3 separate regions of the Mus musculus genome follow, and regions 2 and 3 are each linked to region 1. Evidence: chromatin loops called from intact Hi-C (ENCODE). Cell type or tissue: gastrocnemius. All regions are shown on one strand. Each heading gives the region's core, and the rest is flanking DNA. Links, peaks and the distances in the headings are about the cores only. Region 1 overlaps Pik3r1 (phosphoinositide-3-kinase regulatory subunit 1). Region 2 has its middle 18 kb from the start of 5930438M14Rik. Region 3 has its middle 6.7 kb from the start of Gm36427.

Region 1 (4,000 bases), core at 1-4,000:
CTCAACCTGTCCCCTTCCACCTCATACTTCTCTATTTGCCGGTAGATTAGAAACCCAAAGTTTAAATAAGTCTAAACTCAACGTCAAATAAAAATGGTAGAGAAGTGTGTCCTTAGATAAGATAAATTTTTAAAAAAGTAGTTTAATTTAAAACGTTGAGTCTTCTCCCAAAAGTAAAGAGACAGGTTGTCTGGGCAGTAAGGCCCAAGGGTTAGCCCACAGGGGACTTATGTACGGCACTCAGTAAAATCAGCCTAGCTGTAGACTGCTGCTGCCCATGTGGCAAGGGAACCCAAAGAGCAGGTCTGGGAGACAGGTGATTTTCCACGGTCCCTGCAAGCCCTGGCTTGGCCCCAACTTCCTGCCCAGTACTTTCTAAACTCCAAACTAAACCCCATCTCTTCTCCGCAGTGTCCCCCCCTGGAGGACAGAAGGGAGTGTCTCCCTAATCGCCCATCTGCTCTCCCCAGGCAGCACTCACCCAGGCGCACACACTTCCAGCGCTCACACACACACACACACACACACACCCCCGCCCGCCCAGCCAAACTAGAGAGGACGCCTTGCAGATAAAGAGCCCGGTGCAGAGAAGTGCATAAATGAAAGAAAAAAAAAAAAGACTTACTTTGCAGGTTATGCATTTCAACGGTTTCGCTTTGAACTGCCAGTATCCCACAGAGAAAAAAAAAAAAAAAAATTCAAAGAAGCTGTTCTTCTACCAAGTGGTCCCAGCCCCTGAGGTTCTCCCGCCCGCCCGGTACCGGCAGTAAAGAACCTAGCTGGAGGAGAGCGCGCAAGGCGGGGGCGCGCGACTCTCAGCCCGGCTGCCGGCTCCCCGGGGCTAGGCTGCAGCGGGTCCCTCCGCCCCACGCCCCGCCCCGGCAGCAAGTCCCCGGCTCCGCGAGAAGAGCCCCCTGGGTCGAGCTACTGCACCGGGGAAGAAAGGAGCCCCGGCGGGCGCTCGCACGTCTCGCTCAGATAAAGATCGAGGCTTCATGATTAACTCGGGCAGGTTCAAATATTTGCTGAGCTAGGGATTTTGGGAGGGGGAGGGGCACCCAAGTCAAAGTCAAAGTTGTCATCAGGCTGACAAGTGGCCGAGGCAAGACTAACTTGCTCATTTTCGTCCGGGAAATGAGAAGGGCATTGTAAGGGGGTGCTGAAAATAGTCCTCCCTGGTGGCCATGGTGCCTGTAACGCGCTGGCAGCCCCCGCTCCGGGGACTCAAGTGGGCCGCAGTGAAGCAGCACAGGAAGTAATCCACCTAGTTCATCAAAAAATAGAATCAAAGCCGCGTTTGTGAAGGCCTGAACCTCTCGGAACAGCTCAGGACAGGGTGCCTCTCTCTCGTGTCCTCCTCCTCCCACGCACTGGCACAGTCAGCCCCGCAGGTGTTAACAGGAAAGCCCTTCACATAGCGCATCACACGCAGGCTAGCAGCCCCGGGAGGGCATCCTTCAAGCAAGCCCAGATCTTTAAGGAGTCAACTTCAGCTCACCTTCAAATAGCCCTAGGACTTTCTAATCTGGAGTATCTAAGAGGTGTGTCTGCACTGGGTTAACTGGTGTGTCTGCACTGGGTTAAGTGCTGGCTGGGTGTGACAAAGGGACAGAGAAGGACGCGCTTTCCCTTCTCTGGGATTCTAGTCTGTAATTTGAGAAAGTTGCAGCTAACTGGGTTTAGGGTTGCTGGGTGGACAGAAATCAAGTCTTTTCCTAGGAAACGTCCCCATGGCATCTGCCCAGAAGCCCCCACTTCTTTTGAACCATTAACGGAAAAAAAATCACAAAGCCCCCAAAAACTTTTGGTCCTAAATTCCATTCTCAGCCCACTGCCCCTAGTCTTGGCTTTCCTTGGTCATGGAAAGTCGAAACTAACAAGCTGAATTTACTTTCTTTTAGGCCACTCTGAAGAAAAACTAAAAACCAAAAAGCAAAAACAAACCCTCACACCTATAACAAAACTCTGGCTTTCTTGTTTTCTTCTTTTAGCTTAAGAAAAACAAAGGTCCTTCTTATTTTCATGCATTGCCCTGATCTCAAAAGAGTTTCTCTGGAAGAAACATCAGACATTGGCTTCTTACAAATACCTGTCTGTGCGACGATTAAACTGTAAATCTGACAGTCTATTTTGTCTCAGAACAAAAGTATCTACCGTTAAACAGTATATACCAGAAAAGGTCCCGAATAGCCATGGACAGGTTGTTTCAAACAAACTCCTCACTATATGTACAATCCCCTACCACGGAGGCTCTATTAAGGACATTAACTCCAAGTGTGAGCAGAAGCTTTCTGCTCTTTATTAGTTTAAGGAGGGCGCCCTCTGCTGGCAGAACGGAGTAAATCATGCCTGCTTAAGAGACAACCATCAACTTCCAGTTTCACCTCCTCCGTATCCAAATAGCCCCACAAATTAATAACACATAATTATAAATAGCTTATAAATATACGTAATTCACTACTAAACCAAAGTCACAGGTGTCACAATTACCTAGGAATTTATTTCCACTTGGCTAATAAGCCCCTTTAAAAAGAAACTTGTGCTTTCTTGGCATCCTATCTATTTGGGGCTGCTAAGACCCATTGCACATGCATAACGGAAGGCTCACTTCACCTTCTGGATGCTTCAGGCCAGTGAGAACCCCTTTTCTCAGGGTTTTGTACAACTCACTTCAGAGGCAAAGGCAGGCCAGGGTTCGACTTGCCAGTAGATTTCAGCTAGCCAAGAAACTCTCATGATTATTAACATGTGTTTCCAAGTTCTGTGACATGCTTTCTGCTCTGAACAAGACCTCTTGGGGCATCACCCGAGACCTGGAAAGCTTGCTTCTCAGAGACTCATGTGCACCACTGTCAATGAACAAAAGCCAGGGAAAACAGGCAGCAGGAGGGAAAAATGAATTATCCAAAGTTACCCAGGGTAAAAAGAATATGTTTCTTCACAATTCCAATGTAAGACATCTTAGAAAGTAGGGCCCTCCAGCACGGGGCTAATTCATGACTCCATATCCATGCGAGCTCAATGAACCCACATTAAGAAAAAACACCCTTTCCCTTTCCAGTTAATAAACAAACCCAGGTTTACATACCAAAAATATATAATAATAATAATCCAGACACAGGCTACAGGCTTTCTGCAAAGGCACACCCACGCCCACTGTCTAGCAGACAGAGGAACTCCCCCTCCCACCCCACCCCCCATCCTGTGATGTCTGTCCCTTCAGAGTCAGAGAAAGCTGTACCCTGAAAACAAAAGTAAAAACATGGCCTAGCACGTGCCCAGGGCAGCGATCACGTGGCACTCGGGGAACTCGAGTAAAACTTTTCTAGTTTTCATGAGATGGAATCAGCTCTCCCCTGTTCCTCTACCCCTCTTGGGGCCTGCATCTTTTTCAACGTCTCAGATCTTACCTTAGAGACAACTCTCTCATGTCAGGCCATATTTTAAACCCAATGGGAGGAAAAACAAATGAGAGAAAAGTGAAACTCTGAAAGTTATTTCCCTCGTCTTCGTGTTTGCTTACATCTACAGCTGAGAATGCAGCCCGGGGTGTTTCAAGCAAGATGCATGGATTCTGCGATGTTTTGCAAAGCACCAACAGTTAAAAATCAACCTTGACATGTGTAGGAGGGCAGCGGGGGTGGGAAGGTGGGGGGTGGGGGGGTCACTTCTTTCCTCCGCCTGGCTTGCGGGTGCAATATTAGCCTCCAATTATGCTACATTAATATTTCTGAATATATCCATGAAATCCGAAACACGGGTAGTATTCAGAGGTACCCTGTGTTCACAGTGATCTCTACTGTGGTTGCCCTGTGGGATCAGCTTAGCTCCCCCCTCCCCGTGCCCCTCCCTGCCCCCGCCCCGTCTGAGGAGCCTAAGGAATTCCAGAAAACCTGCTGTTCAGCTTCAGATATAATGAAGACTTCTCAACCAGAGGGGATGGAGGGCAAGCTGACAATAGAGCTCTGAAAGCATACTGTCCCCATCACCTGTCCCCATC
Region 2 (11,316 bases), core at 3,445-7,444, 480 kb before region 1:
CAACTTGTGCTGCTAATGATATATAGAGCTGTTTGATTTACATTTAGTGAGACTAAAAACATTCAGAATCATGATTTTAGGATATATATATATATGTATATGTATATACATACATACATATGTATGTATGTATATATATGTGTGTGTGTGTGTATAACTTATTGGGATTTATTTTTTTCTTACCTTTGAACCTTTTGGCTTTTTGATAAAAATACATCAACAGTGCTGTTATGAGTAATAATCCTTCTTTGTTTAAGTGGCCTCTTATGTTTAGAGAAAAATGGAAGACTTTCCAAAAGGAATGTTCTCAAACACTTTCCCAGGGAGGGAGGAAGAAGCATCCTTGAAACTTTATGTAAGTTTATAAAAAGCCTTCTAGATTAGAATGCCATTTGCAAGTGAAGCTTGTAGACTTAGGTAAGGACATTGGCACATGTGTGGCGTGGTGCCACCTCTGCTTGCTGAGTTCATCTCTACCGTTGGGATATTGTATTAGTGCTGAGCTTTTGTAGCTGTACATTAGATATTGGCGAAATTAGAAGACACGCGCATTTGGCCGCAAAAGAACTGACCTCATAATCTCTGTATGAGTGGATATATGGTTTATTGCTGTGGCTGTCATTTCCGTATCTGCAGACCAAGGCTCTAGAATTAGCTCTCCCGGTCCCACCCCTCACCCAAGGAGAGCGTCTTCCTTTTCAGCAAATGTGTAAGGAAAGCAACAGAATCTTGTGGACTGCATTTGCATTGTGGATGCGGTGGGAATTTCAAAGTCGGCTGATTATATTTTTAGCTCATACTATGCGCTTGCTTCTTCCTCCTGTCTCTTTCCCTTATTCCATTCACTGCCTTAGAGTTAGTTATGCACATGGTGTTGTGAGCATCTCAGAGGAAGCAGGCGAGCTTTACTCACTCCATTGCCTCCCAGAGGCCCTGATACAAAGCAAGGGCTGCCGTTTCCATAACACGAATTACCAGTTAGAAGAGATGTAACCACTGATAATTCCCATGTTATGGACTCAAGGAGTAGAATGACGAATAAGGTAAGATGCCATGTGGGATGCCCCTTGGAAGCTTATTGAGGAAGCAGGCGTAAAGACTGACCTTAGCGACAGGGTCTGGGGGCCTCTTAGCAGGCACGAGCATCTAAGCACTGGGTCTTCCACCCTGCCACCATTCTGTGAGTGACCGTTGCCATCACAGAAACTAATGATCGTGGACCAATATGTATTTCCTTCAGGAGCTGCATTACTCGGTGTGATTTTTAGCATAAATTAAATGTTTTAGCATAAATCTAATGTTTTCATGCTTGGGATAAAGAAACGAAAAATTTCCTGGTGTTAACAAAGTGTGATTTAAGAAAAAACAAAAAAGGAAAGAAGTCTAGAAAGATTGTTTCCTTGGTCTCTCTGTGGGCTGGTCTGCTTAGAATGTCAAACCTAATTGTGATATAGCTAAATTGAATCTAAGACTTAAGATTATGAGAATTTTAGCAGGATGTGTGAAATTTTAGCCGGTTTGAATTTTTTGGAATTATTCATGTTACATCACACTCAGTGTTCTTGGACAGAGGGCAAAACCATCAAACAAGTGTGAAGTGGAAACTTAAGGGTACTTTGTAAAGTCAGTTGTGTTGGATGGTGTTTTTGCTGAGACAAACACATAAAGGAGTGTTTTCCTGAAGCAAACACAGGTGAAAGGATGTTCAAACAAGTACATGAAAGGACACCTTTGCTAACAACACACATGTATTGATTCACCTTACATGCATTTTGAGCTCCATTTGTTAGGACTTCATAGAAAGAGATGAGCAAAAAATACTTCTGATGGCAGGCTTCTTGCCGCTTTCCCAGGCTTGGTCTGATTTGCAGAGTGATGTCAGCTGATCCAGACTTACGTGGAATTTTGTAAAGACAGATTCACATGCTGACACAGGCAAGACACTTGGTAAGGCAAGACCCGTGGAGGACTTGTGATGTTTGGAGGGAGTATAAATAGAACTCAATGGTCAGTGGCAGAGGCTAGGCTTCCTTGCATAGCTAGCTTTGCAAAGAACTTCTCCTTGTATCCACAATGGTCCCGGTACCTCCTGCTGCCTTGTGCCGATTTGGCTGAGGCCTGTTCCCGCTTGGTCCGTGCCGATTTGGCTGAGGCCTGTTCCCGCTTGGTCCGTGCCGATTTGGCTGAGGCCCGTTCCCGCTTGGTCCGGCCACTGCTGCTGCTTTCCTGACTTTACTGAACTCAAGTATTTGCAAGTACATAGAGCTGCTGCTGCTGCTCCTGTGAACTGAACTGCTGATTTCCTGACAACACAGATGGGAATTCCTCCAAAGAACCATTTCTAAACAGGTCCACTTCCCCCGTATCTTAATAACCTTTTGTTTCCACTACCTCTGGTGGGTGATGGGCTAGAAGGGAGGTTAAAGCATTTAAGAACTCATATTAAAATAGGTCTTTGAAAAAAATTAAAGTTACACAAGTGCACACTGGAATTACTGCTACCTGCTAAAATCTGTAGGCAACATTATCGAGTGTGGGAAGCAGATTAGAGACATTAACACCAAAAAATGTGAGGTAAATAATGTCATCACCTCTATTGAACAGGCAGGTGACGATTCTGGGCTGTCATTAGCCAAGGCCAGAAGCCCTTCTGGTAGAGCTTGGGGAGCAGTGGCTTTTGTTCAAGAGATTGGCTATTCCGATGGCCACTTCGCAGTCCTTGCGAATGATGTCCACGGTGAACATGGAGTTTCCCAGGAAAGTAAAAAATGGTCCAGACCACACAATATGCTTGTCCTTATTTCCAGTGGAGTCAGAAAACTAAAGCCAGGGGACTTGGGCTGGAGGAAGTTAAACAGGATGAGAAAGGGGATGATGACTGTAATCCTGGGAACATGGACCTTTGAGCTAGGTGGTGTGTCAGATTGGATTTCTATAAATGTGCATAGTAGAGTTCACAGTACTTCTAAAAGAGTTTGATCATTACAGTCAATAGATAGAGTTTGATATTCTCTCTCTCTCTCTCTCTCTCTCTCTCTCTCTCTCTCTCTCTCTCTCTTTCTGTTTCTCTGTCTCTCTTTCTCTCCCCTTCTCTCTCAAGACAGAGTTTCTCTGTGTAGCCCTGGCTGTTCTATAACTTGCTCTGTAGACCAGACTGGCCCCAAACTAAGATATCCACCTGCCTCTGCCTCCTGAGTGCTGGGATCAAAGGCTTGTGTCACCATCACCTGGCCAGATTTTCATTCTTTCCCCACCCCCCATTAATGCATTTATTTATTTGCTTTATATCCCAATTGCAGCCTCTACCTTTCCTCCCAGGCCCCCTCACAGCCCCTCCCAAAGATGCTTCAATCTCACTCAAACAGAGAGATAAAATATTGACCAGAGGTGAATGAAGGGAGGGAACTGAGTTGAAGAAGGGATAGGGAGAAGAACGGGGTGGGGTGAGGGAGGTCAGGTGTAGGGAGGGCCAGTGAGAGAGGACAGGGAGAGTGAGCAGAATTTCATTCTTAAGAATGTCATAGCACAGTGATTCTTGACCTTCCTACACTGCAACCCTTTAGCAGGGTTCCTCATGTTGTAGTGACCCTCAACCATAAAATTATCTTCATTGCTATTTCATAAGTGTACTTTTGGTACTGTGGCGGGGGGGAGGGGTCCTGTTCTATAGTTAGCCTACATTGGGATAACTCACCAAGGAAAAGGAGCCAGTGAATCTTTTATTAGAGAATGCAGCCAACCAGATCTCAACAATACCTTTGAATTTTAGTTGATGTTGAGTTGTCCCTAAAAAAAAAAGACAGTGTTGAAATAATGGGGCCCAGGAACATAGAACAGTGCATGGGGCAGGTGAGCCCAAGGCTCAAATGATTTCTGGGATGCTTTCAGGAGCTAGTGGCCGCCAATTGACAGAAAAATAAAAACGCAGGCAGGGGAAAACAAAGGGGAGACCAGTATATCAGCTCTGCGCATCTGCTCAGCTTTCTGTACTTTGTTCATGAATTCCAAACGGTTCTTATGGTGGATTGGAGGAGCGTTCTCAGCCATTCATTTGTAATCCCTAGGTCTCCCTAGGCAAGCTGGCATCAGATAGCTACCTCCTGCATTTCTGTGTTTGTTTCCTGACCTGTTCTCACCCTAGGACTTCTGTGGTCAGTTATAATGCAGGATGTTGCAGCATAGTGCAATGTTCCCCAGGGGTAGCAGGAGGGCATCATGAAGTAGCCAGAGTGGCTGTCATAGAGCCCACTGGTATAACTTTGCTATTTGGCTAACATCCTACATGTTCACAGATGGACTCCAAATCTTCCGTGACTTTGATGAGTGATCCCCACCCCCCGCTCCCAGGCTTTTTATCTGCTCCCAAAAGTTCAAGGCTTAACTTTTCAGTTGGTAGCTTCTAGTAACTTGAGTGTTCTGGAGGAAACTGTTCTGGGAAAATTTTCCATGAATTCTTTCCATTTGCATAAATTAAAGAGGAGGAAAATGGAGCGTGAATGGAGAGTGTGTGGGAGCAGGTGAATTGTTATCAGGAGCTCAGGCAGCTGTGTACCCCAGTATACTGCTCAACGCCTTCTGTTGGAAGGGGACTAGCTATGGATTAGTGCCAAACAGGTTTTTCTGCCCGATCCAGACCTTCATCCTGTAGCTTCCATTCTGCTAAGGTATCTGCAACTTACTTCTTAACTCAGTGGCAGCCAAAGTTGAACTTGAGTTCTGTGTCTAAGTAGAAGCCAAAAGAATTTTTTCCTGGGCACATCAAATGCAGATCTCTGATGGTCAGGGGCTCAGACTCTCCTGAAGCCTCTACTTATAAAAGTGGGACAGAGTAAGTGCTGGACCTCTAGTGTGCTAAAACCCAGCTGCTTAGGCCAGGAGAGACCTTGCAAAACTAGGACAGACATGCGTTGAAACAGGGCCTTTTGCTGTAATGGGCTTGGACCGTTATAATCTTGGAGAGGAAGAAGCAACTCAGTTTATTTCTACTGCGAGATAATTCTCTTTGTAGCTGCATTCCTTTCTTGCTTGAGAAGACTCTGTCTTCCTGGCTGAGTAAAGGGGCAGCGTGCACATGCTCCTTTGTTCGGAAACAAAGCTCTCACACTGATGGGTGTTTTGATTGACTTCTGAGACCCTTTGGTAGTAGTGGATGCTGAACAAACCTCATTACTCTGAGACTTTTTTGGGTGTGAATCCTCTCAGAACCCTTGAATGAACTGTGCAAACATCTAAGGCTGGCTTCAGTTGCTTCTGCCTCAGTGGGGCTGACAGTGAGCTGTGGCGCTGATACGACATTTATATTCTCAACAGCATGTTAGGGCTGCTTTTACATTATTTATTTATTTAATTTTTTTTAATGTCAATTAAACCACTGTGCAGCCAGTCCAGGACGCTTCCCAGCAGAATACGGGTCTGAAAGAGAAGTGCATTCGCTGGTAAATGAAACCCCAATGGGGACAAAATTAACAGGAGGCCTGTTGTAAACTCAGGGGCCCTCCGCTTCTCTCTCCTGTCCTCAGTCTGTGTTTGCACGCGGAAGCTTTTTCTCTCACACAGAAGCTCAGTGAAGTAACTGTTCTCACTAGCTGGCAACGGGCCAGCTTGCTCAGAGGTGTGAAGAGAGATCTGGGAGTGGATAATTAAGTATCTAAGCAGTTGAAAATTTGAAATTGTCAGGAGAGAGGAGTTGTCATTAACTCACCAGGTCTAACTCTTAAACATATTTATTGAGTTTTTTTTTCTCTTTTGTCCCCGTTCTTGCCAGTGAGAAGAACAAACAAACAAACAAACAAACAAAAATTTGAAAGAAAATTCCTCTTCAGTCTAGAGCAGTGGTTCTCAGCCCTCCTAATGCTGTGACCCTTTAATACAGTTCCTTATATTGTGCTGACCCCCAGCCGTAAAATTATTTTTTTTGTTGCTATTTCAGAAGTATAATGTTGTTACTGTTACAAATCATAATGTAAATATCTGTGTTTTCTTACGGTCTTAGGCAGCCCCCAAGGGACTCGTGACCCACAGGTTGAGAACCAGTTTTCTAGATCTTCTTTGCCCTGGATTCAGCTCTTTAAGGAAGGGGTTGCACAGCAGTTCTGAGCAAGCCATTAGTAGCAAAGTCCTTGGACTCTTTCCAGCCTGCCTGTGGTCTCCTGCTGGGCCATCTCCCAGAGCTGGTCCTGTTTTGGGTGGGAAAGGATGGTGCCATCTTGAGGCTCTTCCTGTATGCTCTCTCCTTCTCCCAGGGGGAACTGGCATATGGTGCAGGGTTACTTCATTTAAGAATAAATGGGATATTGAGAATTTACATAAAATTACTTAGTGTGATGGCTATTCTTGTTTGTCAACTTGATATCCAGGATTAAGTAAAGCCCAACTGGCTATGTACACCTGTGGGGACTTTTTTTTTTTTTTTAATTAAATCATTTGGAGTGGGAAGACGACTTTAATTCAGATCTTTTGAAGTGTTGCCACCTTTAATCTGGGCCATACCTGGTGGCAACCCATACAAAGGACATGAAGATGGGCACTTGCTTTCTTTGCCTATTTGCCCTTACCTTGCTTAGCAAGTCCACTCTTTTGCTGTCATTAGAGCCTACTTCTTCAGGATTCCAGCGTCTCCTGAAGATCACCTAAGATGGAACAGTTACTGTATTCTTGGACTTTCTGTTGTTGGACAGCCATTGTTGGACAGCTGGACCACAGCCTGTAAACCACTCTAATAAAAATCTCTCTCTCTCTCTCTGTATCTCTATGTGTGTGTGTGTGTGTGTGTGTGTGTGTGTGTATATGAAGCTTCCAGACCAAATTCTTTCCAGGTTTAAACTCCAAGTAGTCTCTTAAATATCCTGGATTCTGAAATATATATATTTCATATGAATGAAATATAGGTATTTATTTCATATATATATATTTCATATATATAATTCTATCAGTTCTGTTTCTCTAGAGAACCCTGACTAATATACTTGGTGAGAAGTGGGTAGGGCTGAAGGCAGTTTAGATTAAAAGGGAATCCTTCTGTGATTTTTTTTTAAAAGTAAAATATTGAATCTTTTTTTGAAGCACATTATCACATCCCGATTTATCCCATTTAAATCTGGAATACCACATGGAGGCTTGACTTTATCTGGAGCACACATTCACAGAGCTAGTTCAAAGCCAGAATGTCCTCCCCACCCCCCATGCCCCACCCCCGGGGCTGAAGAGACACTCCTCTGAAACAGTGTACCTGCTGGTTTCTGGATGCTGACACTGGCATGCTCTGAGTGGGCACCCGCTGCATGCTTATTGAATCCATGGAAAGAAGGGTCAAATGAGACATTAACGTTTAAAATGTGACCAAAGGGACAAGATTTCAGGATTCGGGATTAAGATGGATATTTGAGAGGCTGCTTGGGGTTTAAATTTAGGAAGAATCTGGCCTGGGATTTTCATGTAAGAGCTGGGTCCTATTCTGCCTAATGGACTGTAACATAATCCTTTTCACTCTCAAGCAGCCCACAGCAGCATCTACACAGCATAGTCACCCGTGACAGCTTCCTAGTGAGGGTGGGTTCCGGTTGTATTCCTTTCTCCGTGTCAGGACATGGCTTCAAATTCAGGCACAGGTCAAGGGCTGCTGACAAAGCATCATCAACACCGTGTGCTGCATGCCATGGCCTCCTCTCGGGAAAGCCTCAGTGGGAGGCGGTCCAAACAGGGTCCTGCCTGGAGTATCCCTTACGGAGAAGCAAGGGCTCGGTTCTTAGAAACTGACTCTCCCGTTCAGGTTACACGTGGGGGGAAAACCAGGGTTGCCTGTTTGAATGGCACACTCTCTCAGTGCCTGTTTCCAAACTCCAGCTGAGCTGACATGTGGTGGACATGATTTCAACTCGGGAGCAGGTTTCATTTAATCCACAGGGCATCTGAGTTACACGGGAACCAAATGAGAAACAGACGTGACTACAGGTGCCTTTCGCCCTGCTCTTGGGCAATGAACTCAAAGGTGTCTTTGATTTCAGTAAGAAATTTGGCAGGGAGCTTGTTCATAAAGTGGTTTCATTGCAGTGGCTTTTGGTAAAAAGGCTTCTCTCTCCTTCCACTTGACTCGTACCACACACATTCAAATATACATAAAACTCCCATCAGGAAGAGTAGCAGCACTGTGCTAAAAATAAAACTTAAATTAAAAGCCCACTTCAGTAACCTGTAAGTTTCCCATTCTTCCTGCTAATGGTCATTGGTTTTTCTCACCTTGGATGGCCTGATTTCAAATAGGTAATTATTACCAACAAGTCCAGAATAGTGTCAGACCTATTGTGTAAATTATACGGCTTTTAAATATATTGATGAGTCAATATTTAACCAAGGCAGGTTAAGTCAGTCAACTCCAGCAGGGACAAACCACATTTGTTCTGTAAGCATGCAGCTGGAGAAGGGCCTGGGAGTGGGCCTGGCAAAATCTCGATTTCCTGGACCCAAAGTTCTTGTACGATGGGAGCAAGTTCTGTCCTCATATGGCTCAAAGGCCAGGCCCTTTGGAAAACTCTTTTGTATTCTCCAGCCATGCGTATGTTAAAGGCAAAGGAGACTCACTCTGAGATCCAGATAAGCTAAAGGCCTGGACAGAGAAGTGGCCCATTTGTCCACGTGTTGGAAGCAGGGAAAATGTGTGTCATTTCTACCCGCAGGCCTGTTGACTTTGGGCAAGACACATTACATTTCAGGCACTCAACTGCCTCATTTGCAAAACCGTAAAATAGAAGCCTGGACGTATTCAGGACATTGTTATCCTTTAGGGCTTGATTCTGTGAGAAGTTTGACTTTGATTGTGACTCCTGGGTGGAAAGCACTGTAGGTGGCTTTTCTCACTTAGAAACCCTAAACCGTATCTGTCCAAGTCTGGGTGCACAGGTTGTGTGCATGGTGCGATGCCAGCAAGAACAGCTCACGCAGACTGCGAACTGGATGGTAACCTCCACACCTCAAGTTGTGCAATGGTGCCACCCTGCCTTGAAAATGCAGTCTATCTTCTTTCCTCCTAACGAATAGACTGAGGTTGTAAGATTTTTTTTTTTCTTTTAAATTCCTGTGTTTGCTGGAATTCTGCCAACTTCTTCCCTCAGCCTCCTTTCTGAGGAGACTTTTTTTCATCATCCAAAGCCCTGATTAGAATAAAACTAACAGCTCGTTTAAAGGGTAATCATTCCCACTCCAATGGCTTCTGCTCTGACAATGAGAAGAAGAGAGTCAGAATGGGAGTCCTGCCTGATGCAGGCTGTTTTCAGTCTTCTCCAATTTATAGACCTAGGTTTAACCTAATTCTCATGATGAAAGATTCAGAGGCTGGGCGCTGGGGGATGATTGGGGGATGAGTGTGGGGCTGTAATAAATGGGATTCGCCTACTTACCAAAGAGATCCCACCCTTTTTCTTACCTCTTTCACCATGTTAGGACAGACAGAGAAGATTGGCATCTGAACGGGCCCTCAGTAGGGTTTGAGCATCCCAAGTTCCATAATTGTAAGGACTAAAGCTCTGTTGTTATAAACTCCCTCCTCAGAGTCTCCGGTATTGTGTTATAGTACCTTTACTAAGATACACACCAAGCTATGTTGCTACCCTTCTCTGACATAGAACATGGCGGACAGGGTGGTCTCAGATGACGTCTTTTTGGTGTATTGGAGATGAGTATTCTTTGTATTTTTGATACATACGGATATAGATAGAAAACCTTTATCTGTTGTACAGGTCCATCAGAAACTTGGTAGCTAGTGAAATGGCGGAGTGGGCCTGGTTTGATTCCCAGAATCCACATAATGTAAAGAGAGGTCTAACTCTTACAAATTTTCTTGTGTGCCACACACACACACACACACACACACACACACACACACACACACACACAAAGTTTAAAAATGTAAAGTAAAATGAAAACAAAACCTTAATAGGTGCCATCTGCAACAGAGAGCTGGATTCATGCTTGTATGCAGATATTTTTAATCTTTAACTGGGGCTGATCTTATCTCAGCCTCAAGCTGCCTGGGAAATATAGGTTCCTGTGCAACAATCGGTGACTGACTCTGTCCCCACTTGTGGATACGAGGGTCCCTGGGGTTCTTCAAGCTCTCCTGTCCCTTGTAGGGAGCAGAACTGGATTAAAAATATTGCTGCCTAAAAATAACAAGTGGGTACTGACGAGCTTTTTTTTTTTTTTTTTTGTTACCATTGGGTATGGATTAACTCTTCTTTTTCAGAAACCAGATTAATGTCTAAAGTCTTGGGGGCGGGGTTCCCTCAGTTGGAAAGGTGTTTTTGTCACCCCCACGCCCCTCCTGCTCGGAGGCAAGCTACCCTTTGCCAAGTCCTCCCTTTGTCAATTCTTGCAGCTGCAGGCATTTAGCTTCAGGGTGTGTCCTAGGGACAGGCAGGCTTACTCTCCCATGCCTATCAGGCTGTTTGCCCTCTAATGATGAGATAATCTGACTTTGCATGTCAGACCTGTCTCATCACTGAGTCCTGCTCAGTCCCTCTTCCTGAGTATGTGTGTGCTTTTTTTAAATTTAATTTTATTTTATTTTTTTAGCGTGAGTGTTGGTTTTGAAGGCTTTTTCATTTCACGATCCCCTCAGGTTCTTGCTTCCAAACCTTGCAGGTTTTGCAATATGAATTTGAATCCTGACTTGGCAATTTCTGGTTATATGACCTTTGGAAAGGTGTTCTATTCTTTGGTAGGAAGCTTCCTCCTCTATACAAAATGCATACACAATTGTGCCTATCCTAATAGCTTTCTGAACCACTCAAGGCAATGCTGCAATACCCCAGTCTGCTGCTCAACACACAGAAAAGCCAGGGTGGAGGGCTGGTATGGCTCAGGATTGAGTCTTATGAAGTGGATGCCACACTCCCGTTCCTTCAAGCCAGTGTCTCTCCCAGCGATATCAGTTTTCCTAAGCACTGCTCATGTGCACAGTTGGTACTTTGATGGGCCTCTGGCTTCTATGTCTAATTTCATCCTGTTACAATCTATCCCATACCTTTCTCAAAAATTAATTGAAAGCACATCAATTTTTGCATATGAAACCTTTAAGTGATACCAAACTTCCCGTTGGTACAAGCAACTATCACATAGCAAAATTCCAGCTGAAATATCCAAATGTGTTTCTTTCCATGACCTAAATGTACCAACACTCCCTTAAAGTTTACCCTAGACGTGTGAGCGTGTCTGCTCTGCCAACTCTCTTTTACACAGGAGCAGCTGCATGTACAGAAACAGATGGTTCTGTGAGTTGGGCTGTTGACCCAATGGCTGCTATTTTGTGACCAAAAATGTATG
Region 3 (11,316 bases), core at 3,444-7,443, 380 kb before region 1:
AGCAGAGCAATGGGAAATGTGGTAGGACAGAGAGGTTATTGGTGTGGCTGCATTGATCCCAGAAAACTGCAGAGAATGGCCTTATCCTGTCATCTCCAGATCGCCTGTAATCTTGTGGAAAGGAAGAGAGGAATGCTAGGCCCATTCATCCTTTGCCAGAGACTCCAAGTGCTAGAGATGTACACACAGCAATATCGCTTTGGGCTACTGAGTATTCCAAGCACTGAGTACTTCATATCCTGGCTTCTATCTGATAATACTAGGTCCTCCTCAGCACCAGGCCACAACCCCGGAAAAACATCTCTCAACTTATTTTAAAGCTGACTCATATTGTGAGTGCACCCTCTGTACTCCTACCTCTTTTTCCATGTACTATTTCTCTCCATGACTGCAGGTAAAACCATTTTACGTGGGGATTCCCTTGAGGTGTGCCAACCTTCTATGGAAAACACATGACCTTGGAAGGCGGCACGTGAAGCCCGTATGGGTTGTGACTGGGGATCTTATGCATGTGACAGCTGAACTGGGTCTCAAACGAGCAAAGAGAAGAGTAACCAGGAGACCAGGGAAGGATGGAGTCCATAAAGCCCATATGTACATGCAGGAAAGACATAGGATTTGAAGGGAGACTTAAGTCCATCTCAACTTAATTCTGACTAGGAGTCAGGCACTGTACTCAGCCTCCATACCACGCGTGCCAGTCAATCATTGAGCAAACATGTTGGGCTGTGTGACAACTGTATCTCTTTGTTGAGCCCGTGGATTGGGGAGGTTAAATGCCTTTTTAAAAATCACCTGGTTGATGGGAAGAGGTAGGAGTCAACCTGGTTACTCCAACAAGTGACTTCTTTTTAAAAAAATTTTTTTATTAGATATTTTCTTTATTTACATTTCAAATGCTATCCCGAAAGTTCTCTATACCCTCCTCCCGACCTGCTCTCCTACCCACCCACTCCCACTTCTTGGCCTTGGTGTTCCCCTGTACTGGGGCATATAAAGTTTGCAAGACCAAGGGGCCTCTTTTCCCAGTGATGGCCGACTAGGCCATCTTCTGCTACATATGCAGCTAGAGACAAGAGCTCTAGGGGTACTGGTTAGTTCATATTGTTGTTCCACCTATAGGGTTGCAGACCCCTTCAGCTCCTTGAGTACTTTCTCTAGCTCCTCCATTGGGGGCCCTTTGTTCTATCCTATAGATGACTGTGAGCATCCACTTCTGTATTTGCCAGGCACTGGCATAGCCTCACACGAGACAGCTATATCAGGGTCCTTTCAGCAAAATCTTGGTGGAGTATACAATAGTGTCTGGGTGGGGTAGTCTCCGGATGGTCCACCCTTTCATCTTATCTTAGCTCCAAACTTTGTCTCTGCAACTCCTTCCATGGGTGTTTTGTTCCCTATTCTAAGGAGGAATGAAGTATCCACACTTTGGTCTTCCTTCTTCTTGATTTTCTTGTGTTTTGCAATTGTATCTCGGGTAGTCTAAGTTTCTGGGCTAATATCCACTTATCAGTGAGTGCATATCAAGTGACTTCTTTTGTTATTGGGTTACCTCACTCAGGATGATATTCTCCAGATATATCCATTTACCCAAGAATTTCATAAATTCATTGTTTTTAATAGCTGAGTAGTACTCCATTGTGTAAATGTACCACATTTTCTGTATCTATTCCTCTGTTGAGGGACATCTGGGTTCTTTCCAGCTTCTGGCTACTATAAATAAGGCTGCTATGAACATAGTGGAGCATGTGTCCTTATTACCAGTTGGAGCATCATCTGGGTATATGCCCAGGAGAGGTACTGTCAGATCTTCAGATAGTACTATGTCCATTTTTCTGAGGAACTGCCAGACTGATTTCCAGAGTGGTTGTACAAGCTTAACAAGTGATTTCTAACACGTGTGCTTCATCATGCTCCTCCAGAGAAGAGGAGCGCTGCGGAAGGAAGTCTGTCAAGGAGGTTCCTGTTGTGGTCTCCTCAGCACTACCTCAAGCTCAAGGTACTGTAGTTGTATTTAGTTCCCTAAAGCACTAGAGAAAGCCATAGTAGTGGCAGGAGCCCACGGGCCATCTAGAGACCCATCAGTTCTCCTACAGACACTCCCTTTTGATGGATTTGCTCTAGAGCAGTCCAGGGATCTGATCCTTGGCATCAACTGAGTACTCCGTAGGTCACCTTCAGACTTACAGTGCCAGCGGCTTTCTAGTCCAACCAACTAAACATTTTAAACACTGCTGGCAAATGCTGGCCTGATTGATTCAGAGAGGTTAATGGGATTGTATCTTAGGATCTACAAAAGTCATTGGTCACACTCCTGTTACCCTCAAGTGTAGTCCAGTGGCTGATTCCAGAAAGCTCTATATATTCACTCTGCTCAGTGATTATGCTGTGCTGATAGGGGCTCAGTTTTCCTTAAAGGGCACATGCTATCTTGTCTGGGGCTGAACGTGAAGACAAACATTTTGGAACATGTCCTCAAATGCAGAGTCTCTCCTGTTCCTCCAAGTAGTTGGTACCTTAGCAAGTTGCTGTATGTGTGCTGTCAAGTTAAGGAGCTGGGCTTTCTGGGAAGCTTTGTCCAGTGACTGTGACTCATTCTGAATGTCCCCGTCCAGCTTCAGGTCTAGGGAAGGGCAATGAGGTTTATTTTGAAATGAGGTTCAGAACTATGTTTACTTCATGCCTTCTTTGATGAGTGATCTATATCTGATTACCAGGAGTCATTGATCATCCTTCTTCACTTTCTAGTTGGAAGGAGGAGTGAAATCAACATCACTGGCTCTGTTTTTCCTATATTCATGGGCATTGCTCAGAACTTTCACACTAAGCAAGAAGAGGGACATCGGGGTCCTCCTAAAATAGGGACAAAAATAATTCATAATGGATGGGAGTGTAGAGTTTGGGAAAAGAACCAATCTGCCTTCAGTGGTAAAATCTCCATTGTTTTATACCTTTTGAGACTATCTCATTTTGTGTGTGAGGTTTAGGGGACATATTCCTAATGCTACTGTGGTCTCGATACTCAAGAGATCATGTGGAAATTTGCCTTTTGTGCCAAGAATGTTTCCAAAAGCTGGAAGAGTGAAAATCTCCCTGAAGTTCTTGAACTTACTTTCTTTCCTGTGGGTTTTCTTGTGGAGGGTATGCAGTCATAACTAGATTTTAAAACTACACATGTCTCAAGTCTCACTTAACTCTTCAGACCCATGAACTGGATGTGTTTCTAACAAGAGACACACCGGGTGGGTGTGTGCTGGGTAGTAAGGGTTGAGGGTTTAATTGCTAACTGGTGGAGAAAGGTGAACAGTATATAACAACCATGGGGGTAGGAGGCATGAGACCCAGAGATAAGATTTATTTTAAAACCTCCTGAGCCTTGGCTATTTGTCTGTACAACAGAGATCACAATACTGACTTTCAGAGGTCTGGAGAAGGCTTGAGTAATATAGTGTGTGTGGATGAAGTGCCCTGGGAACTGCAAACCATTTTACACATGTAAATTGTGGTTCCTGGACTCACATTGGATCGAATAGTTCTTGAAAACAAAGCAGTCTAAGTCTGGTGCTTTGTGAAACAGATATTCCTCATTGATTTTTTTCCTAATGGGATTTAATTTGTACACTGTTGTGTCTATGTGTTCAAGATATGAGTTGGGTGGAAAAGACCGAAACTCAGAAGTTGAGCAGCATCCCCACCTTGAAATGTAGAAACTGCTCAAAAGCCTGAGCTTTCATCATGGTAACCTGGGAAACAGCTGTGTGTAAGGTGCTCTCACCTGATGGGCTAGTGGGTTCCACATCTGCCCTCCAATTATTTGTCACCTCTCCCAGTGCATTTGAGCCACCTTTACTTGTATACAAGGTTTGCAGAGGACCATGGTCGTGACTGTTCTGAGTTTTCAAGCCTTCCAGAAAGAGAAGTGGTTTGGCATCTAGGGAATTATTTTTTTTTATAATTTCTACCACTTAATGTTCTCTCTCTCTCTCCCTCCCTCTCTCTCTCTCTGTGTGTGTGTTATGAGGGGGTTGATTTAAGCACTGGATTGTGTAACTGCCTTAATTAAGCAGTATTTTCAGGTAGGAACTGTTAATACCCCTTGTTTGTAGATAAGGGGAATGAACATGGGTAGCTTTAGATCAATTGTTCTGAGTCAGGAAATCCGACAGTGCAAGTTAGGAATATGTGTGGGCATGACTGGCTCTAACGGCTTCTCTTAGATCAGAATACTGCTCTATGTCTGGCTGGGCTAGGGATTTCAAGAAGCCAAAGGTATTGAGTGAGGTGAAACTTGACCTTGGAGGTATCTCCCTCTTGCCGGAGATAAGAGAGGCACAGAACATGTAGCATCCACCCCGAGGTGCTGATAGATTGGACCCACCTTCAGCCCCCAAAGGAAAATGTCACATGATGAATCAGCAGGGCCTAGATTGTCTATACATAGCACATGAGTGCTGGTCCCTCTGCTCCACACTGCTTTTCAGGTGCAATTAATCATTTCAGCCATTTGCTCTAAAGAGAAATGCCCAGATTTTAATGTCTGTGGCTTAGTGCAGGGCTTGGAACTTCTCCTTGGGTTCTCTTGAGTCTTACTTCCTACTGAGCATTCAGAACTTATAGGCATTGTTTTCAGAATGAAAAGAGGGAGCGAAGGAAGGGAGAGAGGGAAAATAAGGAGGGAAAGAAAGGAAGGAAGAAAAGAAAAGAAAGAAAAGAAAAGAAAAGAGAAAAGAGAAGAGAAGAGAAGAGAAAAAAGAAAAGAAAAGAAAAGAAAAGAAAAGAAAAGAAAAGGAGTTAGCTTAAGCAAGCAGAGGAGAAGGAAAGGGACAGGAACCTGGGATTCAGGGTGGAGTCAAGGAGAATGAAATGGAGGCTTTGGACACCTCCTTACCCACCCTATGCCATCTCATAAATCTTTATATTTCATTTCACTAAATGTGGCAGAAATACAACTGCGCTTGCACATAATTGCTGCCATTGAAGGAATCCACCCTGGCATACCCATTTGAGTTAAAAAAAAAAATAACCCATGTAACCTAAGAGCAAATCAGAGGCTGGACTCTCCGTGCCAAGCATAATCTCAAGCAACATTTAACTAGGTTCAATATTTATTTCCCTGCCTTGCCTCACTTTGAAATGATCTGGACTCAGTTCAGAGAGGACCAGCCCTGATTTTATGGTGCTCTTGGATAGCTTCCAGCAGCATGAGGGCTCAGATGTCAGGGAGTTCCAGAAAAGTGAGATCCTTGTAGATTTCACAATGTAAGACACCCTCTCCTGCTCACATTTTGCAACACGAAGGCCTTTTCCTTGATGTTATGACTTTTTGAGAGTTGTCTGAGCACCCTTAAATAATATCTCTCCTGCATGTTCCAACTTCTATCTTATCTCTAGGGGTGGAGTAGATAAAATTAACTTTGTTAACAGTGTGCATAAGTAAAAAAAAAAAAAATCTCAAAAAAATCTTCAAAGACCATTGACCAGTGTTCAAATAGACGACATGCTGCCAGCCATTGTGGAAGTCAGACTTAGAAGTTTCAACCTACATTAAGTAGCAGGTAACACTCAAGCAAGTTTGATGGATACAAGGGACACATCAAATAAAAAGCGGCCAGTTCTCAAGCTTTTGTACCTCAAATAATCAATAGAAAAGCCGGGCAATTTTAGTGTAAACCGGAGCTGTATCTTAGGATGGCAGGACTAACTTCTAGCTCCCTGTTAAAGGAGGGACTAGGCTGACACCGAATGAACTCACACTCACCCGTGACATTTATTATAGCGGCATGACTTGGTTAAGTGAAGTGATTGATACCCTCCCTTAAAAATGAAGCCTTTCATATATTTTTAGTTTGGAAAAAGACTCCAGGACCTTACTCTATAAAATAACATATTTTCATTTTCTTTATTTTACTGTCATCTGTACAAAGTGAGTTTTCATCTGGCTTAACCGCAGGAACTCAGGAGACTGTGAGGCCTATACTCATATCCTAAGAGCATCTTTTATTGACCATCAAGAAATCTGTGGGCTTCTCTAGGTGTGGAATTGGGAGAGTTGAGGGAGATAATGCATTTAAAGCAGCTAGTAAGATATGCAGGCATATAGTCAAGAAATGCTGGGCATACTGTTATTAAAATAATAATTGTTAAAGTTATCTTGATTCTTGATGTCATAATTCCATAAACCATTAGGCTATTAACAGATGTAAAAACAATCACACCTATTGTAGATGTTTATGTTCCAGGCAGGCAACATGGCTAATACTTTCTTTCTCTTTGGATTCTCATCACCATCCCCAAAGTGTATGAGCTTTAGAAAGGAGGAAACTGAGGAAATGGAAGGAAACTGTCAGGGTCTGGCTGGCCTCCCTGTGCCGTGTCACGCAGATGGTTGGGTTTTGGCCCGTTCTATCTTTGGATGACAAGCAAACACTGACACACTTGGAGGGGGTTACCGTATCTCTTTGGACCTTGGGCTTTTCATCTGTCAGGTGAGAAGGTAGAGTAGGGTACAGGAGATATTTTCGGGCTCCAGGACTCTAACAGAGTCAGTTGTTGAGAGATACAAGCTTGGAAAATGTATAAACAGGGTTTTATGTGCTTGGCATGGAGCTTGTGTGCGCGGATAGCTTGCTCTGCTCTGTCACTTCTTCCACTCAGGCTGAAGGGGGGAGTGGTGCTGCATTTCCCATGATCCTTAGCGTTCTCTCTCTCTCTCTCTCTCTCTCTCTCTCTCTCTCTCTCTCTCTCTCTCTCTCTCTGTAGGCTCTTCCACAGAAGAAGCTGTCTGCTTCCTCAGACACATCTGCAGTCTACATGGTTGGTTTCACAGAAGTAGTGAAATCTTGAGTTCTGGTAAATCTTCATGTCCTGCTTCCAAATTTGGATCTACAGAGACACTTAACAATAGCTCCTTCTTTTTAAATCCTAAAATAATTTTCCCTTCCATTCTGGTAATAATAGGATTAAAAGAACATTTGATTATGATTAAAAGAATATATTTATATTTGGTCCTCACACTTCAGGGGGAACAAGAAAAAAAGATTGGATACTTTTGTTGTAGGATATATATATATATATAGTTGTTGTAGGGTTAGTATATATATGAAATACTATATACATATATGTGTGTGTGTATACACACACACACACACACACATTTCAATTCTGGCCATATATTAAGCAGTTTACAGATATAGTATATTTGCAGTGGTGGACAAGGCTAAGGTCCAGTGTCTGGAAAATGGTAGGGTCTAGAGGTGATAGTAGGGACTTTGAACTTTAGAGTTTTTGTGGCACCAAGCCCAGGGACTTTTCTGATGACCAGTTGTTATGTCCTGGTGCCACAATAGACTCTTGGCCTGAGCTTGTGCTCATTCCTACTCTTGAATCTATCCTCTGCTAGGCCTGGCTCCATCCTGTCCCTCTATCTCAGGAGTGTGAGGGGCATGTAGAAATGCCCATGCTAGTTCAACTTTTTAGAAGCAGTTGGGACATTGGCACATTTTGGGCCTTCCACTTTTTGGGAGGAGAGAGAATGGTGGAATTCAGGCTGCAGAAAGACATGAAAGGAAAAGAAAAAAAAAAAAACATCTGCCTTTAACCTGTAGGGTTAGCTCCCTTATGCTGTCAGTTGGTAGACATTCCTTGTCAGGAGAGACACCTGCTCCATCCTGGTAACTTTAGTACCCTATAGATATTTGGAGGAAAGACTAGAATTAGTTAAACCATGATTTCACTTTTAGGTATGTGCATTAATTGTATGGCAGAGGGTTTTTTTGTTTGTTTGTTTGTTTGTTTGTTTCTTAAATTTGATTAATTTACATGTAAACACAGATCAAGTCAGAGCCTATCAGGTTCATGAAGGTTGCCACACATACCTAGACCAACTGAAGGAATAGTAACAGAAACTCACAGATGGACCAGACCTTTCAGGACAGAGAGGATGCAACTAGAAGCTGGAGGTGTGTTTTATAATGTGTTTCAATGGTACTTACCCAACCTGAGAAAACTCTTAAACAGAGATCTGTTAGCCTTGCCTTTGATGGTTTGTAGCTAACATTAAAGTCAGGGGACGGCCCTGTACTACTGGCTTTTTCCAAGTGAGGATCACTAAGCAAGAGTTGCTGCCCTTTAAATATTATTTACCCAAATATGACCTGGCTTTTCAGGGAAAATGCACAAAGGGAAATAAAAATGTCTATTTTCTTAAGAGCCCCTTAAAGCTTGCTGATGAAGCTCTGTCAGGGATTTTTAGCAAAGCTCTTTTGCAGGAGTTTAAAATATGCTCATAAAAATTAACTGCAGGCTTCTTATGCAAGTTAAAAACAGAATTTGTGTGGTTCTTTTAAAATCGTCTAGGTCTTTAAAGGAGGCATAATGAAGACACAGCCTCGTCAACGCTTTCCCTGTGGCTGCACAGCCTGTTTGTTTAAGGACCCATTAAGGCTTTGCAGCTCATCTTACCCTTCCCCTAGTCCCAGAAGCACAAAGTATTTCCGGTTTTGTTCAGAGTGATCAAGGAAAATGCCAGCTGTTCCTTTTTTATTTTGCCTTACCCCCGTTGAAACGGAATTAAAGTTCAGGAAAGGTATAAGATAGCTTCATGATGCAGAGCCTAAAATTCCTGCTCAGATCTCTACGAAATTGATGCTTCAATAATATGTACATAGGAACAACTCCCATGGTCCTCTGGGGCCATGGTATGGAGTACCAGCTGATTCTGTTAGGCTTTGGAAGCTAGACCTGCGAGCTTCTTCTTTATTTCTTTTGGTTCTAATCACAGTAAAAGGTGGATTTCTAAAGTCATTGTGATCTGTGTGGGCACTGTCTTCTCCACTGGAAGCTAAGACTATACCTACATGGCCCTGGCTGCTTTACTTATCCCTAAGAAAAGGAAAAGCCACTGTTGGTCCCTGCCGAGGGTGCCTTCTATCAGTTCTTTTAGGGACCTCTTCTTGGGCCTTTGTATTTGCATGGAGTATGGTTGCAGTGCTCTGTTTGGAAGGAGGAGAGAATATAGCACAGATGACACAAAGACCTGCATTTACTCATTTATTCAAACATAAAACGAACATGTGCACCCGACGAATCACTAGGGCACCAATGATGAGCCAACATTACAAGCTCCACCCTCACAGATGAGAAGCTTGCAGGCACAGGAGAGCTCACCTTTAGTGCATATGTGAGATCCAGTCCTCTGAGGGCACTGTGAGGCAGAAGCGAGCCATCTATCCCAGAGTCGAGAGCAGTTCATGAAGAGTTGCCTGAAAGGAGACTCGTGGGTGTAGGTGGGGAACAAATACTCATGAGGGCCCTGGAATAATAGTGACAATGAATAATTTATTTGTAAGACAAATGTCCTGGTGATTATAATTTAGTGGCAGAGGATGTAGAGGACATAGCCTTTCAGGACCCAGGTAGCCCAAGCTCCTTCCTTTCTTGTTGTTTCTGTGAGAACAGTGCCATTTTGTTCCCTGACATTTGGTGTACTCTCTTCCAGGTTTTGTCTCACTTGTGATCAAAGTCTAAAAGATCAAATTCCAGCTCTGTAAGCTCAGATCCTCAGCCCACCCCTTGTTATTTCTATATATAGCAATGACCCGGCCACCACTACTTGGCTGGGTCACAGATGTCTAACGCTATGAAGGTTCTCATCAGAGATGCCGCTCAGGAGAGTGACCTCCTTTTGACCTGTTCCTGGCACATTGGTTTCACTATGTCACCATTATAGCCTCTGTGGACTAAGAATTAGCCAATGTCTGGTAGCAGAGAGGCCTTCCGCAAAGTCAGAACAGAAACTCAAGCAATGTTGCCTTTGAAGCCAAGCATGGGTTCTATAGTCAGAGAGAATGACAGTCTCCTCCTTTGATTCCACTGGCAACAGGGCTGCTGGCAGGTAGCACAAGCTTGTCATTTCCCTCAGTGGGAATCTTGGATTACTTCTTGTCCCAGTACATTATTTCTGATTTCAACATGTGTGGGCATCTTGTTTCCTGGCTCTCAGAATGCTAGTAAAAACGTAAAAAGAAGGGGGAAGGAAGGCAGTTAGATGTGTTAGAGGTGGCCAGAAGAAACAGTAGATGGAGTAGCAATAAGGAAAGAAGCAGAGAATTGACAAGAGGGACAGGAAGAGGGATGGAAGATCTGAAGAAATAGAAGGTCTGAGGCCGGGTGGGCCAGAGTGAAGAGTCCGGGATATTCTGGGCTGCCTTCTCTGTCATCAGTCATTCATTCCACTCCCTATCCCTAGCATTCTGTCCAATTAAATGTGTTAAAATGTTTCCTAATTTTGAACTGACATGAAAATTATGGTAATTTGTGATAACAAGTTTCTTAAGTCACTTGATAAGCTATTATAAAAAGTGTGGCTAAAGAGAAAACCTGCAGGTTCCCTCTCATATGTGAGTCATAGGCTGTAATGCATACATGTGTATATGTAAACGGGTTAAGGGTGAGTAAAGTCTAAAAACCCAGAAAGGAGACTTGAGCGAGGGGGATATTGAGTGATGAAAAAGGATGGGGGAGGGGTAGGTAGAAAGAAGACAGAGGGGGTCAGGGATAGCAGAGACCTGGGGAGACAGGGGGAAGGGAACCAAAAACCATGCTGTTCAGAAAGGTCAAAGTGGTATCTAACATATTCTATGCTGTTTAAAAAAATAACATATAAATAATAATAAAGAACGTGGCTGTAACTGATGGGAAAAGTGGCAGGGCCCATGAGTCCCTAGAGCAGAGTTACCTGGCCCAGCGGGGAAGCAACAATGGAACATCTTCAATCTGAATCTTTGCTGCTTCTGGCCTTTTCTCTGACCCTGAAAGTAATCCAGACACCCATCCTTCCTTCTGTAGAGTGAGGCTGGGGACATGCATGTTAGCGTGATACGCTTGTATAATAGAGATTCTAAAATATATCATATCTTTGTATGGTGACTCATCTAGCATTCAGGAGGCTGAGGAACTCAGGTTCAAAGCTAATGTAGGCAATATGGTGAATACAAGACCCATTCATAAAAATAACAATAAGCCTGGTGGTAGCACACACCTTTAATTATAACAGGAGGCAGAGGAAAAAGCAGAGGGCAGAGGGCGGGGGGGGGGGGGTGGGGACCAGGGGCCGGGGGCCGGGGCCAGGGGGCAGGGGGCAGGGGGCAGGGGATCTCTGAGTTCCAGACCAGCCTGGTCTGTAGAGTGAGTTCCAGGACAGCCAGGGCTACAAGGAGAAACCCTGTCTCAACAAACAAACAAATGAAACAAAACAAAAAACAAAAGCATAACAATAATTTTAAAAAACATCAATAAGCAGCTACTAAAACAAGAAGA

The links. Peaks named below come from ENCODE experiments on the same cell type or tissue, not always from the same donor. Only the 100,000 strongest peaks of a DNase experiment are listed, where the experiment ranks them.
Region 2: it touches region 1 in a loop (2.3-fold over the local background); 2 of 42 quality-filtered maps call a loop at or near these places.
Region 3: it touches region 1 in a loop (2.4-fold over the local background); 3 of 42 quality-filtered maps call a loop at or near these places.

Annotation. Positions count from the first base shown.
Region 1 is chr13:101,693,751-101,697,750 of GRCm38, forward strand. All of the region lies in intron 7 of Pik3r1 (phosphoinositide-3-kinase regulatory subunit 1), which reads right to left. Among named protein-coding and RNA genes, the nearest start is that of Pik3r1, 72 kb to the right of the region's middle. In gastrocnemius, for the core only: CTCF peaks have their summits at 397 and 2,337 (motif pointing left); DNase peaks (open chromatin) are centred at 430, 893, 1,324, 1,700 and 1 more place; H3K4me3 peaks cover 2,300 bases; H3K27ac peaks cover 4,000 bases.
Region 2 is chr13:101,208,191-101,219,506 of GRCm38, forward strand. No RefSeq gene overlaps it. Among named protein-coding and RNA genes, the nearest start is that of 5930438M14Rik, 18 kb to the right of the region's middle. In gastrocnemius, for the core only: no CTCF peak of the experiment used is centred there; DNase peaks (open chromatin) are centred at 5,583, 6,128 and 7,242; H3K4me3 peaks cover 7 bases; H3K27ac peaks cover 168 bases.
Region 3 is chr13:101,306,953-101,318,268 of GRCm38, forward strand. No RefSeq gene overlaps it. Among named protein-coding and RNA genes, the nearest start is that of Gm36427, 6.7 kb to the left of the region's middle. In gastrocnemius, for the core only: no CTCF peak of the experiment used is centred there; a DNase peak (open chromatin) is centred at 5,181; H3K27ac peaks cover 485 bases.